Linked DNA regions of Homo sapiens: all the other regions are linked to region 3. Evidence: chromatin loops called from intact Hi-C (ENCODE). Cell type or tissue: dorsolateral prefrontal cortex. All regions are shown on one strand. Each heading gives the region's core, and the rest is flanking DNA. Links, peaks and the distances in the headings are about the cores only.

The links. Hi-C counts contacts between places; a loop is a spot of excess contacts. Peaks named below come from ENCODE experiments on the same cell type or tissue, not always from the same donor. Only the 100,000 strongest peaks of a DNase experiment are listed, where the experiment ranks them.
Region 1: a loop joins it to region 3, with 2.8 times the contacts of the local background. A loop is called at or near these places in 13 of 110 quality-filtered maps.
Region 2: a loop joins it to region 3, with 4 times the contacts of the local background. A loop is called at or near these places in 13 of 110 quality-filtered maps.

What each region holds. Positions count from the first base shown.
Region 1 is chr3:150,235,139-150,243,300 of GRCh38, forward strand. It overlaps LINC01213 (long intergenic non-protein coding RNA 1213), which reads left to right and starts at 3,381. Exons shown (of 3, transcript NR_110168.1): 1 at 3,381-3,464; 2 at 3,797-3,860; 3 at 4,742-5,068. It also overlaps the pseudogene LOC124906376. In dorsolateral prefrontal cortex, for the core only: a CTCF peak has its summit at 4,091 (motif pointing right); no DNase peak of the experiment used is centred there; H3K27ac peaks cover 56 bases.
Region 2 is chr3:150,218,071-150,226,232 of GRCh38, forward strand. No RefSeq gene overlaps it. Among named protein-coding and RNA genes, the nearest start is that of LINC01213, 16 kb to the right of the region's middle. In dorsolateral prefrontal cortex, for the core only: a CTCF peak has its summit at 3,361 (motif pointing left); a DNase peak (open chromatin) is centred at 3,381; H3K4me3 peaks cover 870 bases.
Region 3 is chr3:150,346,927-150,355,088 of GRCh38, forward strand. It overlaps LOC107986141 (a long non-coding RNA gene), which reads left to right. Exons shown (of 3, transcript XR_001740958.1): 2 at 452-1,493; 3 at 5,151-6,363. Among named protein-coding and RNA genes, the nearest start is that of LINC01214, 27 kb to the left of the region's middle. In dorsolateral prefrontal cortex, for the core only: a CTCF peak has its summit at 2,956; a DNase peak (open chromatin) is centred at 2,985; H3K27ac peaks cover 945 bases.

The sequences.
Region 1 (8,162 bases), core at 1,640-6,639, 110 kb before region 3:
TTTGGGAGTGGAGAAATCTGAGGCTCCAGGACTTGAAAATCATTTGCCCAATATTATGGAGCTCACGAGTGGAGAGATCTGAATCTATCACATTCCTCCTTGCTCCCTCCGTTTTGTCCCTTTCTTCTCCTTTCTCAGCATCACTGAGGTGCACCCAATCTGCCTTTGCCCATGCTGTTCCTGGGGTGTCCATTGCTCCCCACTGCTCATATAAACCCCTGTGTGGTATGAATGCAATAGGAAAGGAGAGAAGGGAGCAACCAGCACAGGCTGAAATCATGAAGAGATGAAAGGAGGTGTAAGCTGGACCTTGGAGGATGTGTGGGATGTAGGATTTGGCTAAGTGTAAAGTGGAGAAATTGGGCTTGGAGTTGAAGAGGGATGGGAAGAGTTGATGGATGCCAGCAGTGACCAAAATAGGCCGTTGATGTGTAGAAGGTGGGATGTTAACTTGGCTACACAAGTCTAGGTCTTATTATGGAAAAACAAATGATGTGCCTGCCCTCAAGGAATTATCTAACTGGGGACTTAGAAACAAAAAAAAAATAATAATTTCTCTTTAATAATTCCTCATGCCCAGGCACAATACTGGGCACAGCATAGTTTCCAAAATTCAATACCAGACTGATTGGCTGCCATTCTTCTTAACTCAGTTGAGAGACTCCAAAACTTTCCATCTGCTGGCTCCTTCTTTGTATACTAAGGCCACATTTTCCATTTGCCTTCAAACAGTTTAACATTTTTGCTGCATTACTGAGGCCATTTTAATTTATCACTTTGTTTTAAAGCACTGCACCATCCAAAAATAGCACAAAATTACTCATTCTATTCAAGGGTAGATGGTACTGCAGCCTTATATGAGACATGTAATCTTTCACTGATTGGGCCAGTGTGAACACAGGCCTGGTTTTCAGAGTTCTAACAGTCCCGGATGGGAGCTGCTTGTTTTTTTGAAGCAAGTTTTAAGCTTTTTTGCCACCAGAGCCACTGAAGAATGCCTGACCAGCCACAGAGAGAAGCTATGCAGCTGGGTTCTGAATTCCTTCCTTGTCTAGAGATCCAGGCAGGCTGAAATATTTTAGAAAGAGTTGACTTACCAAACTTTCTTTCTCCTGGTTTTCCATAATGTCATTTCATGTACCTATTTTTAAAATGTTTAGTTTTACATTGGATTTTGTGTTTTAAGCCTATAAAAAACTTGATTTAGGATTTCACTGGAGCCTGGCAGAATAATTTAAAGGGAGAATTTCTTGAGAAATGGAAATCAGTACTGGTTTTTCCAAAAGTTTTGTTGAGATTATTTGTGATTGCTCTTATTTTTATAGTGAGTACAGCCCCTCCTTCCCCTTGCCTTCTGCCTCCCTTTTGTATGCATAAGACAGCCTCATTCTGGTGGCCTGTCTTGAAAATCACCATAATGGAATATATATGAGGATTAGGCACAGAAATGTCAGGCCTTATTAAATTTCAGTAGTCAAACTCGCTTTTGTGTTTCCCATTACCTCTCTGGTCTCTGAGACTTTCCAGAGAGGAATAACTCTCCATGTCCCATAGGAATTGTACCCCCTCCCCCAGTTTTAGCAGAACCTTGCCTGTTGTCAGTCATTATTGGAAGACTATGATGTTTTCCACTTTCATTGACTTTTAAAAAATTCTCTTGCAAAGAAGACCTTTGGGTGATTCATGCAATCAAATTCTGTTAGGGAGGAGAAAGTCTAGCTGTCAGTGGTATTATTAAATGCCCGGTGTAAAACCACGGAATCTGGGCATTCATACCCCCTCTCCCCAAGGAGCTCAGTGAGCTTTGGATGCATTACTTTCCTTTATTCATCCTCACAAGGGAACTCGAAGAGGAAGAGGGGGGCCAGGCTTCTTTAAACAATCTTCCTAGCATTTGTAGCTGCTGTAGTATACGTGGTACGATAGTTCCCCCACCGTAATCCACAGTTTTGCTTTCTGTGGTTTCAGTTACCTGCAGGACAGTATTATAAGATATTTTAAGAAACAGAGAGAGACCACATACACATAAATTTTATTAGAGTATATTGTTATAATCGTTCTATTTTATAGTTATTGCTGCCAATCTCTTACTGTGCCTAGTGTTTAAATTAAACTTTATCATAGGTATGTATAGGAAAATATATAGTCTGTATAAAGTTCTGTACTATCTGCAGTTTCAGGCATACCCCTGCAGATAATGGGGGCTACTGTATATACATTGTTTTTCACTCTAGGTGCCTCCAACTAAGTAGAAGTGTGGAGACTCGACAAGGTTTAGAAGGAACCTAAAATAGCTATTAAAGGTAGAGCCACCAGATCAGCGCAGCTGTCAGGGTTTGAAGGCACCCCTGCTTTTGGAGTTGGCAAAGACCTAAGGAATCCACCGCAAGGAGAGAAGGAGGGGGCATGGACACACACAGGTGATTTAGGAGCCTGAGGATACACCTCACTCCCAGGCAAGCTCTCCCACCCTCTGCCGCCAAGGAGAGTGCTGGCACATCTCTCTGGCAGTCTTCCACCTGAAAGAGCTAATCTGCCAGTCATCGCACACTCATCTTCCTGTGGGCTGCCAGGAAGAATCTGGGTCAGTGGGAGTTTACAGCTGTAGGAGCAGCCAGACCAGGTCATGAACTATGGTTCATCTACTTTGCAGAAAAGATTTAATGAATCCTTTAAGGCTATGTTGCCTCTCCCAGGGGTATTTGCATTTATAAAAGAACCAATGAATAAAACCATTATTTTATATGGGAAATTGGCAAATCAAGTGGAGGAGGCATTTAAGGCCTAGTAGATCCCTCACCTAGCCATAGATTATACCAGAAGTGTGGTCGATAACTACTGTACCTATTCAACATGCAGGGCATAGGAACAGCATGGAGACTGGCACGGAGGAGGGCTGAATTCCCAGAGGGCTGCCGCCAACTCAACAGTGAGGGGCTCAGACCCTTCACCTCTGTGGGTGTCAGTGTGCTTCTCTGTAGAATGAAGGGTAGGAAGAAGAACCAGTCCACACCGCTCCTTCCACTACCTCCTTTCCTCATCCCTCTTCCTTCTCTTTCACTGTTGGGGCGGCTGTGTGGATATCAGAGTTCAGCTGTACAAGCCGGAGTGGGAAGTTTTGGCTGATTGCCAGTTTTCTTCAGAATTTCTCTACAAGTTGAGTTAGGGAGCAGCAAGCTGGTGGCAGGGTGGAACCAGTGTTTGTTGTGCTTTCCATAAAATGAGATCCATCTCTTCCAAGCCACCCTTTTCTCCAGTACTGACTAGCTGATCTCCAAGATACCTGATGGTCTAGTTTCAGGATTAGCCCTGTGGTCTGACCCGCTGGCTACTCCAGATGGAACTGTCTCCGGGCTCTTCTGTGTGCTTAGCCTTCCCTCTGGGCAGAAATGCACCAGGGAAAGGACATAACGAAACTGGTTTTATCAGAACAGCCTGCCTGAGAGAGATCAAGCAGGGCACAGGTAAAAATGTTAATAAAAATTAAAAATAGAACCTGCAGAACAGGTATTGCTCTTTTTCAGTTGGCAGAAGCCTGCTGCCAATATCAGAGTGATCCCTACCAATGTGATGAGTGTGGGGAAGGCCATAGAAAGGACCGGCGAATGCTGGCATTGATGTGTGTTATTTTAACATTTCTGAAATCCTGTTCTTAGTCTGCACACCTTGTCCGAGGCTCCGATGTTATCCAGGTGATTCATCATTTAATGCTGTTGGCTTCAACATGGATTTAATGGTAACTAAACCAAGTGCACACTATGTGAAGATCTATTCACTTGGAGGTCCTTCATTTCAGGTCACCAGGTATGCCCCTGGGCTCCTGCCGCAGCTGATCGGGTGCTAGGTGCTGAGGATACACGGTGAGTTCCTTCTCTCCCCTCAGGGGCCGGTGTCTGGATGGGTAACTTTAATATGATGTCGGATACAGAGAGGGCCAAAAGAACATGAAGGAAGGCCCTTGACCTCCCAGGTGGTGAGCTGGAGACCTTGGGGAGATGGAGTGAGGTGCAATTTGCAGGAAGAAAGGAGTTACCCAGGTGAGCGGGAGGAAGGCAATGGCATTCCCAGTAGAGGGAGCTCTCTTTTTGTATATTGTGGACAGGAAGGAAGTGGGAGGTGGAAGGTGGGAAGAAGGTGGTCAGAAGGAAGAAAAGGAATTGCATTCTCTCCCTTTCCTACCCATCTGCACTCTTATTGCTGCAGAAATAGAGAGAGAAAATCCACATCTAGGGATGGTTTTTATCAGCTTAAAGGAGGTAGAATAAATTTGGATTACTGTTTCTAATAGCAACAAAACAAACAAATCAGAAAACCCAAGCTGCATGCAACCTGAATGTCTATCCATAGACATTGCTTAAACAAACGCAGTACATTCATATATATTATGGAATAATATGTAGTTTTAAAAAAAAAATAAGATAGCTTTATATGTAGAGAGATATCCAAGAAATATTAGTAAATAAAAAAGCAAGTCATAGGAAAATATATATAGTGTATACGTTCCCATTTATGTAAAGAAATATATGCATCTTGCTTGCGGTCATGTATTTTTGTGCATCTATATACATGCACATATATAAACACATAGAAAAAGGGTCTGGAAAGATTCTTAACTTCTGGGGAGGGAAGTGGGATTGGAGGATGGCAAAGAAGGACTTTCACTTTCTGCTCAGTTTGCTTCTATATTGTTTATATTTTTACCCGAGAATATATTACTGAGGTAATTTTTTTTTTTTTTTAGTCTGGGAGAAAGCAATTGGAAGAAATGCAAAGCTCTTCAAAGGAGACCTATAAAGTCATCTTTGTTTTGTTCATTCTTCTCATGTTTCTGCATTCTGGGCATTCTCCTAAATTGGGGAGAAACCAAAATGCCCAGAAGTCAAATTCTGCAACTGTCATCATGCAAAATGTCAAATGAGAGAACCAAAGTATGCTGGATTCTATATTGTTAGGAAGGGATGGTTAATTTGATTGACTCTTGGGAGCTATTTTTCTAGCATTAAGTAATTCTAGGGAACCCTTCTGTGATCATCTCTGAGTAAATAAAGAAGTGAAATTGCAATTCAAATAAGGAATCAACTTTAATGCTCTCATAGAGAATATAAGCCAAATTACAGTGTGAATTTAAATTGTAATATGTCAGAGGCACATTATCTCAATGGCAATATTTTCTAAAATGTCTCTTCTTTTTTTTTTTTTTTTTTTTTTGAGACGGAGTTTTGCTCTTGTCCGCCAGGCTGGAGTGCAATGGCTTGATCTTGGCTCACTGCAACCTCCACCCAGGTTCAAGTGATTCTCCTGCCTCAGCCTCCCAAGTAGCTGGGATTACAGGCATCCGCTGCCACGCCCAGCTAATTTTTGTATTTTTAGTAGAGATGAGGTTTCACCATATTGGCCAGGCTGGTCTCAAACTCCTGACCTCAGGTGATCTGCCTGCCTCGGCCTCCCACAGTGCTGGGATTACGGCTGTGAGCCACCGCTCCCAGCCTAAAATGTCTCTTCTTACCCAGCTTCCACCTCCAAGCACACATGCCTCTCACACATCTGTGATTTTGTTATCTAGTACTGAGCCAACAACAAAGCAGAACATCTAGCACCAACAAATATTTAGATGATACACTGTTAAAGCAGCTCCCACTAACACCAGATAGGCTTAGGGGTCATTTTGCTCTTTAGCATCTCCCCTACCGAAGCCTGCAGAAAATTTCTAAGCTTATCTGGTGCCGGTGGGAGCTGAGTTCAACCCCGCTAGACAACAGAGTCCCAGACTGTATGTCCCAGATTCAACCTCTGGTTCATGTCAGATCTAGCAAGAGTTTGGGGCCACCTTAACTTTTCAACTTGCCAGGGATAGAAAATGTGGATGGCCTTTCCCACTGTTTATTTATGTGGGTCAGGTGGCTTCACCTGGGTAGGCTCCCATTTCCTCACATCCGCAGGGGTGCGCACTTTCTAGACCAGAGAATGTGTTTAAACCCCATGTGACCCTTGAGGAAAAAGCTCTAATAGTAAAGAAGATCCTCTGTTTGAAGAGAAGGGCAAGGCAGTCTCACACCAAACAAAGCAATCCATATAAGACCCTTTTCTTCTGCCTCAGGAATTCTTTCTTTTCTTTTCCTTTTTTTTGGTGGGGGGTGGGGGTGGGGGACAGAGTCTCACTCTGTCTCCCAGGCTGGAGTGCAGTGGCACGATCTTAGCCCACTGCAACCTCTACCTCCTGCGTTCAAGGGATTCTCCTGCCTCAGCCTCCCAAGTAGCTGGGATTACAGGCACCACCATGCCCAGCTAATTTTTGTATTTTTATTTTTATTTTTTTTAGTGGAGACGGGGCTTTGCCATGTTGCCCAGGCCAGTCTCGAACTCCTGAGCTCAAGCAATCCACCCGCCTCGGCCACCCAAAGTGTTGGGATTACACTGTGCCCGGCCGCCTCAGGAATTCTCTAAGTGGAGAATTAGTGGTGGGAATATTACACCTGATAGCTCAGAGGTCTCTACATTCAAATTTGTCCAAGGTTTATTACTGGGGTCCCTGGACATAATCCAAAGGGTTCACAGACTAGTTGGACTGGAGGAGGAATCACTATTTCCACTAACCTCTCTCTGAAATTTAGCAAGTTTTCTATTTTAAATATGGTAACATCGCTTCTCGGCCTTTTAGCTAAGATCAAGTGGAGTATCTGTTCTTATCAGTTTAAATATGGTAACAAACTACAGTAGTCTTATTGGTACCTGTGGCTTAGTCACCAATAGAAATCAAGATAGTTTCATATAACATTATAGTTACCCCTGATATCTCAAAATATTTGCCCTGATCACTATTGCAAAATTATGGAAGTTACTTAACTTGCCATTAGATCTTTTTGTATAATGTTTAATAAATAAGAACATATAAAAATCTTTATCATAGACTTTAAAAAATATTTTAATAACTGTATTTCAGTATGCCCAGATGCATTTTTAGCCCAATGTATTTTCTTTTTATAACCCAATTTATTTTCTTTTACTGTTTTATATAAAGATAGTATTCTGAGCGGGATGCATAAACCTCACCAGTCTGCCAAAGGAATCCATGTCCAGTAAAGATTAAGAACCTCAGCTCTAAGTGAGGTTAGAATGGGGTTTGCAAATGTTGCTCAGGGTCTGTGTCAATGTCACTTTATTTAAACATTCCTGAGATTCAGCCTCCAGCTCACTGAGCTCCTCCTAACCAAATATGTGAAGGAAGAAGCTGCATCTGTATAAACATCATCCAGCTAAAGTGTCAGGTTTCCTTCTCTTCTTCACAGTTGTTTGAAGCCAACAGTTAAAGGCATTAAAAGGATCAAATATCCTGTGTGGCTGGAAGAAGAGAAAAGAACTTGGGAATTACAACCCAAGCATTTGGTTTAACTCTGCTACCCTGTTTTATTTGTTTGAATTAAGCGCAACCAATAAGAGCTCAAAAAATGAAAGAATAAGTCATAAACCTGTAAGTTACTGGTTTAATTTTCTCAGTAGGGCATTAGGGCATCACCTAATAGCTGCTTAACAGCTTGATAATGAAGAGTCATGGCTTCTGATCAGTGCCTAGACATGGCGTGACGAATGCATTTTACTGTGATCTGATCCAGTTACCACTGTGCTGGGAAGGGCTCTGAGGCCATCTCCAGGTCTAAGAAGGGGAAAGGTGCTGTGGTAGATCACTGATGCCTGCTATGGTAAAGGGATGGAGCTGTCTGCATGCCCCATAATTACCCAGAGTCCAGCCCTAACTGGTGCCAATGGCCACCTTTACTTGAAACCCAGGTAGAAATATATTCCTGAACGTTCCTTCCATATCTCCCCTCTGTGCTGAATAGAAAGGGTAACCTCAGTTCCTGTAACTATTTTGCCAACTAACTGCATTATATTGATGAACAAGGAGCATGAAACACATGATATTGTACAAAACTGTCTGGGATGCAAAAACATTATAGCACAATTGATGAGAGAGAATTTACTAAAAAATTAATAAATTGATCAAAGAAATGGGATTCCTGTGCTTCTTCCTATTAGTATTACAAAGTTTGACCTCATGACTTCTGCTTGGAAATACTCAAACTCCCAAATCCAGTGCTTACTGACTCAGTTTACCTGGCTGTGTTTCTTTTGTAGGCTCTTATTGGCGGGAGGCAGTGGGAGGT
Region 2 (8,162 bases), core at 1,021-6,020, 130 kb before region 3:
TCAGATGAGACAGCAGCCCCACTGACCACAGCTTGACTGCAATCTCTTGAGAGTTCTTAAGCCAGAGACACCCAGCTGGGTCACACTTGATTCCTGACCCATAGAAACTATGAGATGGTAAATATCTGCTAATTTTGAGATGCTAAATTCTGGGGTAATATTTACACAGTAGGGGTTTATAAACAAATGAGAGGTATGAAGCTACAGCTGATTGAACATGGAAGCAGCCCACTCACAAAACGAATTTCATGCTGACTCACCAACACACTAAGCCAGTGCTTCTGAAATTCTGCAGAATTCTCCACCTGCAAATATAGAGGAACACATAAGGATGGAAAGATGCAGGTTATTTCAATGTGAGAGCTTTAAAATCCACATGAGTGTCATTCCTTTCAAAGTGGTCACCTTGGCTGAGAGTACATTTATTCTAGTAACACTATTGTTCCAACCACAACTAGAACGACTCTTAGATATTCCAGTGTAAGTAGCAAAGAGGGCGTTGGCAACAATTCAATAGCAACAGATACTGTAAAACAGGAACGCTAAGACATCTTTCTTTTTTCTTTCTTTCTTTCTCTTTCTTTCTTTCTGTTTCTTCCTTCCTTCCTTCCTTTCTTTCTTTCTCTTTCTCTCTCTCTTTTCCTTTTTTTTTTTTTTTTTTTTTTGATGGAGTCTCACTCTGTTGCCCAGGCTGGAGTGCAGTGGCATGATCTCGGCTCACTGCAGCCTTCCACCCACTGGGTTCAAGCGATTCTCCTGCCTCAGCCTCCCGAGTAGCTGGGATTACAGGCACACACCACTAAATCCAGCTGATTTTTGTATTTGAAGAAGAGACAGGGTTTCACCATGTTGGCCAGGCTGCTCTCAAACTCCTGACCTCAAGTGATCCCCCTGCCTCAGCCTGCCAAAGAGCTGGGGTTACAGGCATAAGCCACCACACCTGGCCTAAGACATCCACTTTCTGTAGCTGCGGCTAACCCCAGTGAGCTCCGAGAGAGTGTGGCCCCAGGTACAAAGTCAGTGGAGGGCATCTGATACCTATGGAGCTGTGGCTTCAGATCACCTTCTGCTCTACTCCCTGAGGAGCTAGTTGAGTGTGTGTGAGTGGAGAAGACTCCTTGGGCCTAAACTAGAAGAGAGTTTCCCAGCTATAGACTGTATGCAGCAGTACACATGGGGTGTTCCAATAGATTACTAGTGTACCCCCAATACCCTGATTTCCAAATTCGAAAGCCTGGGGCATTACATGCTGGAGTTGGTTGTTGCATACTGGTGAGTTAAAGGCAGTGAAGGAGGTGTCCCCCAACCCTCAACCTGAGCAGCTTCATAGCTGTAGAGTACAGTACTGCCTGTCTAGATCAGGGATCTAGGCAGTTGCCAGAGGAGTCTGGCACCAGGGACCCAAGGTGTGACCAACAAAGAATGAGGGGACAGAAAACGTCCAGGCTTCCTAATCTCTGTCTTGTATTCCTGGGATACTTCTGGCTATTTGCTGCAAGGCAAGCACTCTGATGGTACATGCTCTTTCTGCAAATTAGAGTCCCTTATTTTGAAATGCTTAACCTGAAAATATTCCATTGGATTCAAAATCCGTTCCCTTATCACAGGAAATGTCAACATTCCCTTTGTCAATGAAACAAGAAGAAAAGTTGAATTCTCTTTTGTTACAATTTCAAATGTAACTTTTTGAATGGTTGTAAAACTGGTCTTAAAATTCGTATCCCCTTCCGATACAAAGTCAGTGATGGTGACTATCAAAACTTTGAAGAACTTATCATTTAAGGGTCTTGAGGAATTGTTACAAATCGTTACAGTTTTACAGTTGTAAAACTTGTCTTAAAATTCATATCCCCTTCTGATACAAAGTCAGTGATGGTGACATACAAATTATGTCCATGGAAGCAAACTCAAGCTTCTCATTAAAAGTGTTAGAAGATTTTCTTTGGAAGTTTCATACAAATTCAATAGTCACCATTATATAGGAAAATATAATGAAAATTTTCTCCAACTCCCCTACAGATGCCTCCAAATATCTTTCAGTTCTAGCTTTTTACACAAATAGTGGCCTTTTCTATGTAATTATGATATGCAAAATGTTGGGAAGGAATGGGAAGGTATAAAAGTTTCACTTCCCCAGGCTGCCCCAGGCATCTCTAACCACATCAGCTGCCTGGGCCCAGGGTAGCTAAGAGGGCATCCAACAGGCAGCTGGGGCGTTCAACCTCTTCTCCCACCAAAAGGACAGCTCCAGCCCCTAACGCCAAGGCCATTTGCCGTTTGTCCCTCACTGCTTCTCCTGGCACCACAGCCTCCAATGGAGGTGGGGAGTCTTCATCTTCTGAGGGTGGATTAATTTCTAGAAGAGCTTTGCATCACTCACAGCTAAATTCAAATGAATAAAACACATTTTAATATAGCTAATAACATTTGGAATCCCGAAGAGGCATGACATAAATTGATTTATTATTATTATTATTTTTTTTCCTAAATGGACTCTGGGGGCAAATTTCCTCAGCCAAATGCTTTGGGTTTGCTTATAAGAGTCCTGTTGGTCCCCGTGGTTTGTAGGAAAAGTGTCAATTAGATTTATGAGAACTAAGATGCTTAATTAAAAACATTCTCATTGCTTTATAGCTGTGCCTCCTCAGATACACAAAACAAGTTCTCTCAATAGAGGCTTCCAAGAGGCAACTAAATCAGTTTTACTATTGTTTCTCATGAAGTTCTAACAATGAAGCTTATGGTTCATTAATGGCATCAGTCACTTAAGGGATTATCTTCATAAGGGAGTAAAAATGGTATCTTAATGGTGTCAGCCAAGAGTCATCACAAAACATCGACATTCCCTGCTATTAATTCACTTCTATTCCATTTCAAGCTAAAGGTAGTGTGCTCAACCCTCAGCAGGCCTGCAAAATTCTTAGGAGAAACAGTAAAGAAGGAACAATGGGGGCAGGGCCCCACCGCAAAGGCAAGGCTGGGAATGCGCTGCCTCTTCCCAGAACTCCAGGGAAACGTCAAGATTTTCCTACTTCTTTGCTCGCTCCTTGTTTGTTTTTTCCAGTTTGTTTAAAATATATGTTTATTCATTCTTAATTATGAAAAAAACATATGCTTGTTCCCCCCCAAATCGGAGCAGTGTAAACGAGGAAAGTCCTCCACCCATTTATTTTTTAATATTAAAGTTAATTAAAATTTGGTCTCCCCTCTGTTTTACTCCATATTTCTGGTTTTCCTCATGCTCTCTGTCTGTCCTGCTCCCGAAGCCTCCTGGTTGTGCACTCGGGCTCTCAGCCCAGATTTCTTTTGTGGGTTCAGTTGAGCCCCGGGGTCTCGGCGGCCGGCGGCTCCCCGCGGCACTGGCTCCCTCTTGTGGCTCTCTGCGGTCACTGCACACCCGCTGAACGGCAGTCTCTTCCAGCGGGCCCCGGCCTGGGGAGAACAAATCCGGGGACAGCGAGAGGGACAATCCCAACGCTGCCAGCAGTCAGTAAAGATTCTCCCTCTAACTCAGAAGCCGGCCCCAGGGAGCATTTCGGGTCTCCTCATACATGTTAGGGCTCCTCTGACCCCTGTCGTTCCTTAGGTTTCTCAGGTGTTCCCTTGCGTGAGGATTTTCAAGAAGCATCAAGAGTGCAGCCTTCAGGGTCCAGGGAGCGGGGGCGAGAGGGACGGAGAAAGTGTGTGTGTGTGTGTGTGTGTGTGTGTGTGTGTGTGTGTGAGATGGGAGTGTCTGTGTATGTGTGTGAGAGAGAGAGATGGGGAGAGTGCCTGTGTGTCCGAGAGAGATGGGAGATTGTGTGTGAGAGAGATAGGAGTGTGTGTGTGTGTGAGAGAGAGAGAGATGGGGAGAGTGCGTGTGTGTGAGAGACAGATGGGGAGAGTGCGTGTGTGTGTATGTGTGTGTGAGAAAGAGATGGGGACAGTGTGTGTAAGACAGACACAGAGAGATGGGGAGAGCGTGTGTGTGAGAGAGAGAAAGAGATGGGGAATGTGTGTGTGACAGAGAGATGGGCAGAGTGACTATGTGTGTGAGTGTGTGTGAGAGAGAGAATGTGTGAGACAGTGTGTGTGTGTGTGTAGTGTGTGTGTGTGTGCATCTGTGTTGGTGTGTGTTGTGTGCAAGTGTACTTGGGAAGAAAAACAAGAAAGAAGAGTTGATAGCGGCTGCCTCACGGCTTCCCAAGTCCTCTGGGGGGATTTAAAAATTCATTTGCTTAACAAACAGACATGAAGCATCCAGAATACGCCAGCACTGGCGATGCCAGAATGAACCAGATATGCTCCTGCTACTAAGGTGCTCCTTTTATAATGAATGGAAGGAGAGCGTTTAGAAATGCTGGCCTAGGAAGCAGCGCTGAATGACAGAGTATCAGAAGCTCTGAGAGTGAATTCCTCCACCGCCACCCAGTATGGTGACCTTTGAGCAGGACACTTCACCTTCCTGAGTCCAATTTTCTCATCTGTAAAATGAAGACAAAAATACTCACCCTCATCTGTCTTCACTGGGCTGTTAGGAGGGTCAGCTAGTCTGATACATGTGAAAGTGCTCTGAAAATCACATGCAAATGCAAACTGATGCTGTATTTTCAATATAATTTGAGGGATCCTACCAAAAAAAAACATACCTCAAAATGACTCTCTTACAGCATGTGACTGCAGTTCTCACCCAAAGAGTCACTCGGTGAGGAGTCTTCTTAACTGGGATAAGGCGTTGTTACCTGGAGAGCACAGTGTTAATCCACAGAAGGTAGTTTGCGGATTAAGCCCTCCATAGGCCACTCCTCCTGGGCAGGAGAGTCTCCTAGCTCTCCAGCTGAAACCCTGCTTCCTGAACATTGCGCTTGCCTAACAGCTCCAGCACCAAGATCGCACGGCCTCTACCCTGTCTCTCTTTCCCTAAGAGATTTTCCAAGCGCTGTCCCCATTTGGGCTGGGTGTGCTCTGGTTGTTTTTTTTTTTTTCACAGCTACTACCACTCGGAGGGGGGAGGGGGTTCAGGGAAGATGATCCTTAGCTCACTCTAAGGATGATACAAGATTATCCTTGTATCTTGTATGGTACAAGATCATAGTGGAGGCTGACAATGCCAGGTCCATATCTCCTTGGCACTCACCTCTGAATACCAATGGTTCCTTACGTGAACACATAATTTTTCTCTGCTGAGGGCTGTTTTGGGCTTCCAGCAAATTAATGCCCCCATGAGCAGCCCTTAAGCAATGACAGATGAGGTGCAGCTGGATAAATACACCAACTTCCTCATCCCTCAGGGCAGTGATTGACTCTGAGGAAGGCTGCCCAGTTCCCCAGTGGGTCTAAGCCCGGGTGCCCCACTTGCCTGAAAACATGCTGTTTATTGGCTTCCTACCTTCTCTGTCTCTACTAATGCTTCCTGGGTCCCCTTGCAAATAAACTACTTGCATTCAAATCCTTGCATTGTGATCTAATTGGAGATGATAACCCAGTCTCAGACAGCTGGGGCTAGAAGTGCTCCTGGGAAGCAGACCCTCGGGATGGGATTGTGGAATTGGATCATTTATCAGCCCAATGGTCACAAGACCCCATAGCTGGTGTTGAGTGGAGTTTTGAAAGATTCTGTAAGATTCTCATCATACTCATTTTGCGGTTGAGTTCTGTAAGATCCTCATATGCAGTGAACTAAGATGGAGTCCTCTGGAAGGAGACACATCAGCTTATGCAATAGCTCTGGCACTTGAGCAATATGGTAGCAAAAGTCTGTAGAGATGGTTAGTTGTCTTTAGCTGTAATTGGAACCGCGAAAGAAGAAAATGACAGGTTCAGATCAGCCAACCATCAACTTAGAACATAGTGTGGATGCCAGAAGGCTTCCAGGGAAGCATTTTAAAAACCTTCATCTCCTGCAGCTGGAAGGCAGATCAGGAAAAAAAAACAGGTTCAGGCCCTCTTTTTCAGAGTGTTCTAGTAACAAAGGAAGTTGAATTCACAGCCCTGGTGTATCTCCTATGGGAAGTGAGGTCCCTGATAAGAAAGATATAGGGCCCTGATACCCAAGATGGGGAGCCTGGGGTGATGTTCCTGAGAACATGAACCCCCAGATTCCCAGGAACCACTGGACTGGCAGAAGTTAGCCCCTCTTAATTGCTAGAGGAGATGATTAGACAAAGACCTCCCCTGAGTCAGGTACCTTCCCAGACAATGTTTGCTGTCCTGAAGATCTGCTCCTGCCTCTCCCCTTTGCTGTAGATCAATTATGGTCAAGTCTCAGTAAGGTTCAGGCAGCGAAGCAGCATCCCTGCAAGGGAGGAAAGCCACAGGACCTGGGTAATAAATACTGGCAGGGACTGGGAGAACATGAATGGGAATGGATCTTGACAGTGTTGAGTCAGGGTTGGCAGGGACAGAAAATAAGGCTGGATAAGGAAGAGCTTAGTGACTGAGGATTAATATCCTGGTAAAAAGCAAAGAGAATTCTCCCTTTACTACAGTAATGAGGCGTCCACTAGTTAGGGAGGCATCAGTGTCCCTGAGAACTTCTGCAGTGGTTCTTTTGCAGGAGATGCTGCCTTAGAATTGGGCTTCATAGTCAATGGGAATGATACCACGCTGGAATACCAAAGTCCAGGTGGAGGCACTGAACCATCAGAGGCAAGGTGGAAGTAATTGTCGTAATGAGAAGCACAGCAGAAAGACAACCCTGAGCCTTGACCTGCGGGGACCCCTCGGGGTGGCTGATAGACCATGGTGTGTCTGCAGGTGAGATCACGGGCAGCCAGTGAGGGCCTGGCTTGACTTATGTCACTGAAAAGATCAAGAGCAAGTGGGCAGAAGGCTGGTGTCAGCTGCTATAATAAAAATCACAATCCCTCACCCAGTTTCTGCATGTGAGTCAGCTCTAAGATCCAGGACTCATTGATTGAAGGGGAGGTCAGGTCCCTTTGAGGAAGGATGCTGCAACAAACCACACCAAATATCTGTGGTAGCTCTTCCCCCAATCCTCCCCAGAGACTCCTTTAGCCATTTACCTGAGTAATTCTACACCGGAGAAAGGAGAACCCCTAGATCTTTCAAGGACTATTAGACATAGGATCTGAGTGGACACGAATGACAGTTGACCCAAGCACCACCATGGCCCCCTGTTAGAGTGGAACATACAGAACCTTGTGATAAACGGCCCACATCAGTCTCAAAATGGGCCTCGTGGGTCCATGGACCACACAGTGGTCATTCTCCCACTCCAAAAGTATGCTGGTAAACCAGCTCTCCAAAAAGAAAGAGGAAAAAAAAAAAAGTAGGGGGAGAAAAAAGCCCTGATTTTCACATATAGCACTGGCCAATTTCAAGTCCCCAACATGAAGTCATTGCACCTGAAGTAGGAAAAAGCGCCTTTAGTCCCGAGTGTAGAAAGAGGATGGATCTGTTAAACGACCAGCAGAACTCACTTGGGAGTTGGTCAGAAATGCAGAATCTCGGGCTCATCCCAGGGTATGAATCAGAACCTGCATTTTAACAAGATCCCAGGAAATTCATATGCACTTAAAAGATGAGAAGCCCCTGCTCCAGAACTATCCATAGATCCCCAAAGAGCCTCTATTTTTTTAGGTCTAAAGATTCTACAGCAGAGAGCATTTCTATTTTAAATGAATGAAGCTGTGACTTTCTCCAATATAGTTATCACTATCCCCATCATTGTCATCATCACTGACTGTCATCATTACCATCCCCGAGCAGGATCCATTAGATACCTACTTGTTTCATGGACCATTTTTTATATTAAAAAAAAAAAAGCCCATAATAACCTGACAATGTCTTCCCCTAGCTGAGAGCATTTTGACAGATATTTTTTCGAAGTAATCAGAGTTCTTTTTTTTCTTTTTTTTTTTTTCTTGGCTGGTTTCATCCTTTGGCAGGGTTCTACAACTTATTTGCTTTCACTTAGTTTATATCACTGTCCCTGGCAATCTCCACTTTCCCCGACTCCGCAGTTCACTCTTCATCTACCCCAACGCAGCCAGCTCTTCCCTCCCGGCCCCTCCACCTTACTCGAAGGTTTCTGCTATTGTCAGAACAGCCAAAGACAACAATGCTTCAACTGGCAGGAAACAGTCTTCACCCTCTCAGGATTTCCTATTATGTGATGTGCAGCCTTTTCCAGAAACACAATTGCATCTAAAAAAAGAAAC
Region 3 (8,162 bases), core at 1,068-6,067:
CCTGCTGTCAAGCTAGGCTGCCATTTGAGCTCCTAAGGAAGAAAATCCTTGGGAAAGATTGTATTTTATAGTCCTGCCCTCAGCAATTCAGCTGTGCTTCATTCCAAGACACATTTTTGCCTTATGTGCCATAATAAAAGCAAACCTTCTTGCCCCTTAGAGGGGCACATTTAGAAGATCAAGAGGAGAATGTACTTGGGCCACAGTCTCTCCTAGGACGGCTGCAAGGCAAGCTGTAATAGAAACCAAAACAGGGCACATCTAACCGGTTCTGGGTTTTCTCCTGAAGGCAGGATGTAGACCAGGTTTTTTGCAAGGGTCACTGAAGTTTGCAAAACTTTTTCTGCTCCTGGCTGATTGAGCGAGCCAGAGCCAGCTCATAGCTTGGATTGGAAATCATGTGAAACTCATTTATGCCATTTTGTATTTTCTCTCTTTAACTCCCTATCAGACATTGAGCCGAGTTTGCATCCGAGTCTGGAGTTGGTTTACAAGCATACTGGAAATAAAACTCAATTGGGAGTGAGAATCCAGGTGAACCGAAGTAAACGTGAACTCTTTGTGAACCAAATACTACTGTACGCCTCTTCAAAGCCTACAGGCGCCTGAAAATCTCCCATAAATCCAAGCTGCATTGAAAGGATTTGCTCCAAGCCTTCTACCAGTAGCTTGCATCCACATGCATCAGATTCAGCTGTCTCCTAAATCTGCAAAGTGTTATCTGCCTCACCGTGCACAAACTACTGTCCCAAACTGTATTCAATCCAGATGGGAGGTTTTATCACTTCCTGACTTCCCTTCCATTGTAAGGATGAATATTTTGAAACCAGGCAACTAGGAAAACCATACCCCACTAAATGGGAGCATATACTATTTAGGGAAAACTTTCTAATTGTCCCCCAGAAAATGAAGAAATTATGCTCTTCTTGTACCCTGATTGTACAAAATGTTCAGCTCCCTGGGATATGCACCAGATCACATTCACAAGAGAACCTACCATGGGTGTGTCCAGCGTCACGCACAATTCTCAGTGAAACAGCTTAATCTCCACACTTTTCTGTCTCACAAGCAAATTAGGATGCAAGTGAGGTTGAAATTATCACAGGAATACATGTTATCCTATTTTAAAAAATAATTTTCAAATGCTGGCACTTCACTATTAATAACAACAATTTACTTGTGACAGCTGATAAGACACATTGATATTTCAATCCTGATTCACTCAGACCACCACCACTCCTATAAGTACCTCCAATCAGGGAACTTGTCAATCATAAAGTGGAAGTTGGTTTATGTTCTATTTCCTCCTCAGGGACAGGGCCCAAGTCTTGATCATCACTTTACATAAATCAGTGCCCAGGCTATTGCAGGGGTGCAATAACACTTATGTAAACCAAGGGAAAGGCACATAATATGCCTAGAATATCTCTAGAAGGATCCTCCAAGAAACTGCTAGCAGTGATTGTCCCTCAACAGAGAAACTAGGGGTTGAGGTGAGACACTTGATTTCACTGTTTTTTTTTGTTTGTTTGTTTGTTTGTTTACTAATTAAACTTTTTACCCAGTATTTTGTATTTTATTGGGTACATTAGAATATTTATTGAATGAATCAACACACAGATGAACGAACAAGCTATATCCAGGAACACAAGAGTTGACGCCCAAATATTTTTGTCTGTACCAACTTAACAGCAGTGGCTTTTTCCAACCCGAAGTTTCAAATCCTTCTGGTGACTCATGTCAAGTTGCGTGCGCCAAGTTAAGAGAGTGCTGACACTCTGACTCAGTGTGTACAGAAATTCTTGGCCAAGGAGGAGACAAAGAACTGTCACAAAGGCTAGACTTTATTGGTTCAGTTTTGATTCATTAATCAGAAGTGGAAATGCTCACAGTTTTTCTCCATATTAGATGTTGCTGTATCTTGTCTGTGAAGAGCAAGCGTGGTTACTTCTCAAGATAAAGCTCTATCCAAGATCCAGAAAAATGGCAATTCTTTAGAGAAAAAAAATCCATTTATCTCATGTCCCTAGTTTCATGTCTCCTTTCAGCTCCAGAGAGGTGGCTTACTGCAGTGAATTGAAGAGCACTGGCTTTGGGATCAGGCAGAACTGTCTAACTATCCTTTGTCTCAGAATTTGCAGTTGTATATAAACTGGGGACAAAGGTACCTACCTGACAAGGCTGCCATTAGGCTTAAATTAGCTAATATATTTAAAATCCCTGTAACATAGTGCTTAAAAAGTGGTAGCTATTATTCCTACCGTAAAATAGTTTTACAGCCCTTTTCATCCTTTAAATTGACTGAGAATCAACACCAGTCGTTGCTTTAAAACAAAGCTTTGAGGCTTTAAGTCTTACCTATAAGGTGCCACTACATTATAAGCTTAAGAACGTTTTGCCTCCTCCCATAATAAAAATATTCTGTGGTGTTTTTGACATGTTACTTCTTTTGCCTACAGTGTAAAGATTAGGAATAAGCTTGCTATTAATACTTCCAATATTCACTGTGTCATCTGTCTGACTGTCATAATCCTCAATCAATCACCTTTGTGCTAGCATCACTTTTTATCCAACCAGGTCAAGATCATGTAATTTGACGGCTGCTTAGGAATTTGTCAGCACTGTTATTTGAAGGGTGTTAGAAAGACACTGGCACTACAATCAGACTCTGTAGCAATATGCCATGCCAAAGGAATTTTTAATGAGGTGGATTTTTTTTTTTGAGTTGGGGGATCCCTTGTCCCCAACTCAAATTCATGCTTCAGTCTGGTTCCAAAAGAAACCAGACTTTTTGGAACCACAATCCCCAGATTCCTCAATGTTTGGCAAGTTTGCCAAGAGGTTCAAGCTGCCCTCTAGCTCATCTGGCTGCTGCTCTTGCCCAGGCTGTCTGATGACTTGCTGGGCCACCAGGGGCCCTGCCTTTCCCAGCATGGAAGTATGTGACTCTCCCCACACTCCCTGCGCCAACAATGCCAAGAATCAGAAACAAGGGCCGGGAGTGTTAGCAGGCCCCGCATGAGTGGCAGCTTAGAGGGCTTGCATTGTGCTTGGTGCACCAAGAGCAGATTGTTATTCTGCAGGCATGAATTAGAGCCTGGGCAGAAAGCACCATGGTCTTGCCCGGTGGTGTCTTGCTGCTGCTGGAGAAGTGAGAGGGCTGCGGTTGTACAGAATTTCTGCAGGCCATGTTCCAGGAATTGTCCTTAGAGGGCTCATCAGAAGTGGAAACATTTGCTTCTTGAATTCCAAACACCCTGAAATTCCATTAGTCTATTATTTTCCCCCTACCTTCCCCACTTCTCCTGCTGTGAAATGGCATCAATTCATTAACTCTGCTCAAAGGCGATTGTATTCTCATGACTTCAATGTATCATTTTAAATTTTTTATATTTTGCATAAGCTTTATTAAATACGTATCTAAGTTGGAATGATTATCCCCACTGTCTGTTCAGTTGTCATTCAGACAATACTTCCTGGCAGGTTAGCTACTACAGATTTAGCATAGTTACTGAAAGAATGAAGATGGTTGGATTTTATAGACCTTTTTGTAGACTATAGGGCTCTGAGGCGTCAATCCATGCAATGACTGCCTCTTTCCTCCAGGTATTGAAAAACACAACTCTTCGTGCTTTCTGACTGGCATGAACCCATAACAACTAGATTTAATTGTGTAAAAGATCTCAACTTCAAAGTCAGCTAAAAAGGCCTACAAAACCATCCATTATACTGCAAAGTTAAACGATCACTGTTTTTCAAAGTCTTCCTGATTTCTCTGCCAACAGAGATGTGCTAGAACCAATATTACCCTCTTCTGGTGGTGGGGTGCTGAATGGCTTTGCAACAACAGAAACTAAATACATCTGGGCAAACTGAATGGCAGGAAATGGTGACCAATGAGATTTGCAGAGACCATTTGGGGGGAAGTTTTTAAAGGACTCAACATGCATATATCATCTCCCCTACCTCACCCTTCCTATTCCCCCTGCCCTCACACCCTCACACTGCCAAAGTGGAATTCAGTAGCATTGAAGGAATAAAAATATCCAGTGCAAAGGATTTCCTTTTTTTTTTGAGACAGAGTCTCGCTCTGTCACCCAGGCTGGAGTGCAATTGCACAAACTCAGCTCACTGCAACCTCCGCCTCCTGGGTTCAAATGATTCTCCTGTCTCAGCCTCCTGAGTAGCTGGGATTACAGGTGTGTGCCACCACGCCCAGCTAATTTTTGTATTTTTAGTAGAGACAGAGTTTCATTATGTTGGCCAGGTTGGTCTCGAACCCCTGACCTCAGGTGATACTCCCAAAGTCCTGGGATTACAGGCGTGAACCACCACACCTGGCATTGCAGAGGATTTTCTAAGATGGAGTCTGCAGCATTTTCCTTGGGGGGTCATTTACTCACTCCTGCCTCCCCAACCCCTATTCCATTCTGAGCCTGGAGTATCAAAGATACCAAAGGTATTGAAACTCTCCTCACACTAACTTATACGTCATGCGTCAGCCTCACCATTGCTGGGTGGGGATGGCAGGGAAGTATGCATGAATTTCTCTGAACCATTTTTCCGGTTCAAGCAAAAAGCAAAGGAAATGAAGGAATCTGTCTCATGCACAAAGCACAGACTATGATTCTCCTCTAAGACATGTGCCCACAAGTAGACTATCATTATTTGAGGTAACCTTGAGTATAATTAAAAACCTTTCAGCACTCTAGTCATATTTCCTGTCACAAGGACAAGATGATACACTGAGAACTGATCAGGCTTAACTGTACCAGCAATGAAAGTAAACAGGGCATTATATGAACATACTCCCCTGTATATACAATTGTGTATTGGCAAAAATTAACATCCTTCAACCACTCTTGGAAAATATACTTTATTCAAATGATTTTTAGAAGGAGCAGAATTAGGGAGATGTAGAAATCTTTCACTCATGCATTTGTGATCAATATTTTTTGAATACATAATACAGGATACATACACATTGTTGAGGAAATGAATAAATGGTTTCTATAACTCCCCATTTCTACTCCTAAACTTGTACACTTTAGTGGCCCAGTATTTTAGAGTACCATTGACAATCAGGCTCAATCAAAGGAAATGTAATCATAGTAGTAGCAGATTTTATTCTCTCTTTCTTTCTTACACAGTGCAAGAAAAAAATAATGTGAAGACTGGGGGAAAAACTGCTCCATGTAGCTTTTGTCCAGGAAGCCTGATGTGTGTTTCTTATGGCCTTCCCTCCCCTATTTAACTTGGATAAAGATGGCCTCTTTTGAGAAAATTCACTCACCAAAGCTCTAATGCCCGAGCTTATAAAAGGAGAGCTATATCACAAGTGGAAGATGACAGAAGAATGTTACTAAGAGCACCAGAGTTTCAAAGCTTCGTCCTTCCTCTGCCAGTCTGGAATCCAAATCTGGAGCAACATGCTTTTGCTTGCAATGTCTTCTCTTCAAAGTAGGAAATGAAATTTTAAAAACAAGTGAACTAATCAAAGGTGGGATTTACTTGTCTGCTTTCAAACTAACAGATAATAATGATTCCTTCCCTCAGACGGCATTTGAAAAATTGCATACAATTAAAAAGACCATGTATTTACCACTTTTGTACTTTATCTAATAGTTAATGCCAAAAGGTATTAGATCTGATAACAATGACTATTACTGTACTATTTTGTAATATTCACTGCACATTCAGTATTTTACTAGTTGGAAATATTAATAGTATTAATAGTATTAAAAGCATGGTTCCTACCTTGATGGAGTTCACCTGATTGGAGAAAAAAGGTATTATTTGCTGGTAGATGTGTGATTATTTACAATGACTCATATTACTCATATTCTCTATTCTGAGCTCTGCCACCCTACTCTAGGTAGCCCTAAGCAAATTATTTAAATCTCCCCAATGCCTCAGTTTTCTCATCTGTAAAATAGAACTTTGGGAGGTAATGAGGGTTAAATGAGGTCTTGAGAGTGGGCCCCTGGTCCTATGGGATTACTGCCCTTATAAGAAGAGACACTACTCTCTTTACTTGCGCATACACCAAGGAAAGGCCACGCGTGCACACAGTGGCCTTCCTCAGCTATTCAGTGAGAATTAATTAATGTTTGAGATCTTCAGATAAAAAGACTCTCTGGATGTGCAGAGGGCTATTACACAAACAATAAAACTGCATTTATACACCACTTGGCATGATTCATACAAAAAGAAACAAATTCCTGCAAGCTCTGCGTTCTGTCAAGACCAGGATATACATCTGTCCATTGGTGGTGTTAAGCCTTAGACTCTGTCCAACAGAAATATAACATAACTCACATATGTAATCTTAAATTTTCAAGTTACCAAATTAAAAAAGGAACAAGTAAATATATTTTAATAACATATTTTAGCTTAATATATACAAAATATTATTTCAACATGTAATTAATAAGCAAATATTAATGAGTTATTTTACATTCTTTTAACTGTTTTTGAAATCTAGTGCATATTTTACACTCACATCTCAATCTCAATTTGGACTGACCAAATTTTGAATGCTCACAGCCAATTGTGGCTCTAGTGGCTCACCTATTGGAGAACACAAGTCTAAGAGTTTGCTCCAGGCTGTGACATCCATTCATCCACGTGCTGGTTTCTCTTAGGTGGATAGGTTGGTAGAGTCAACTTTACTCCATTTTCATCCCATGTACTGTTGGGCTTCAGCGCTGGTGATACTAGAAAGTCCTTGTTTCCAGTAGCACTCAGGAGATTAGCAAGATGGCAATGAAGGATGCTCCAGAGAAAATAAATAAATAAATCTCCCCCACTTCTTCTATCCTCACAGAGGGATATCTTGAGACATTTATGGCAAAGTCCCTCTCTGTTTTCTACCATGACCCCCAGAACACACTTGGCATCCCGCAGAAAATACACAGAATCACAGCATCACCCCTGAATCTCCACTTAAGAACATTATGTCAATTTTAAGTGGTTCCCAATAAACTAGAGTTTGAAGTGCAATAAACAAAATATTTTTTGTTTTGCTTGTTTTGTTTCATTTCATTTCTTTGGGGGGCAGTGGCTGCCATTGTTGGATTTTTGGATTTTTCAGTTGATTGGTAGTTCTTTTAAAAATATCTTTTACTACATAAAATTATTAAGGATATGACCCATTCTCGATTTCAGCCTTTAAACTCATTTGCTTTAGACAAACTGTAACTCAAAAACAATTTTTTTTTCAAAGTTAATTTGAAGCAGCCAAGCCAAAACATAATTTTACATAATGGCTTGCAAAGTGCAAAATACTCAAAAAAGAATATGCCTTACTTGGAGACATGTTGGCCATTTCACTTTTCTCACTGATCATTGTTGAGAACCTCTGTCCTTGCTAATCTCCAAATTTCACATTGAAATCCTATATCTTGCCGTTTCTACCTGAGCCCAAGTCTTGAATGCTGCCTAGTCTCCTGCCCTAAGCTTGTTATCTGTGACCTTCTTCACAGAAATTACTGCATTATCTTGAGGTCATCAAATGTTTATTGAACATCTCCTTTGGGCAAAACCTTGTGCAGGGCACCACAGGGAATGCTAACATAAGTATAAGGAAAGACCTGCCTTCAAGCTACCTATAAGGTGGAAGAAGTGATAAGAAACATATACTAATAAAGAGAGTGAAACAAAAGACCAACCCATAGGAGAAATACAAAGAACCCCTTATACAAGGATATACTAGTCAGCTCAGGCTGCCATAATAAAATAAAATATCATAGACTGGGTGGCTTAAACAACAGAAAGTTTTTTCACAGTTCTGGAAGCTAGAAGCATCAGATCAAGATCCAACAGAGTCGTTTCTCTGAGGGCTCTCTTCTGGCTTGTAGAGACAGCTGCCTTCTCACTGTGTGCTCGCGTGGCCTTTCCTTGGTGTATGTTAACAGAGTAGTGTCTCTTCTTATAAGGGCAGTGATCCCATAGGACCAAGGGCCCATTCTCAAGACCTCATTTAACCCTCATTACCTCCCAAAGGCCCCATCTCTAAATAACACAGCATTGGGGATTAGGTCTTCAACATATGAATTTGGTGGGGTGGAAGAGACACAAATATTCAGTCCATAACAAAGAGTGTAAGAGTAAAGAAGCCCTACCTAGTTGGGTTGATAAGCAAAGCTTTTATAGTGGAGATT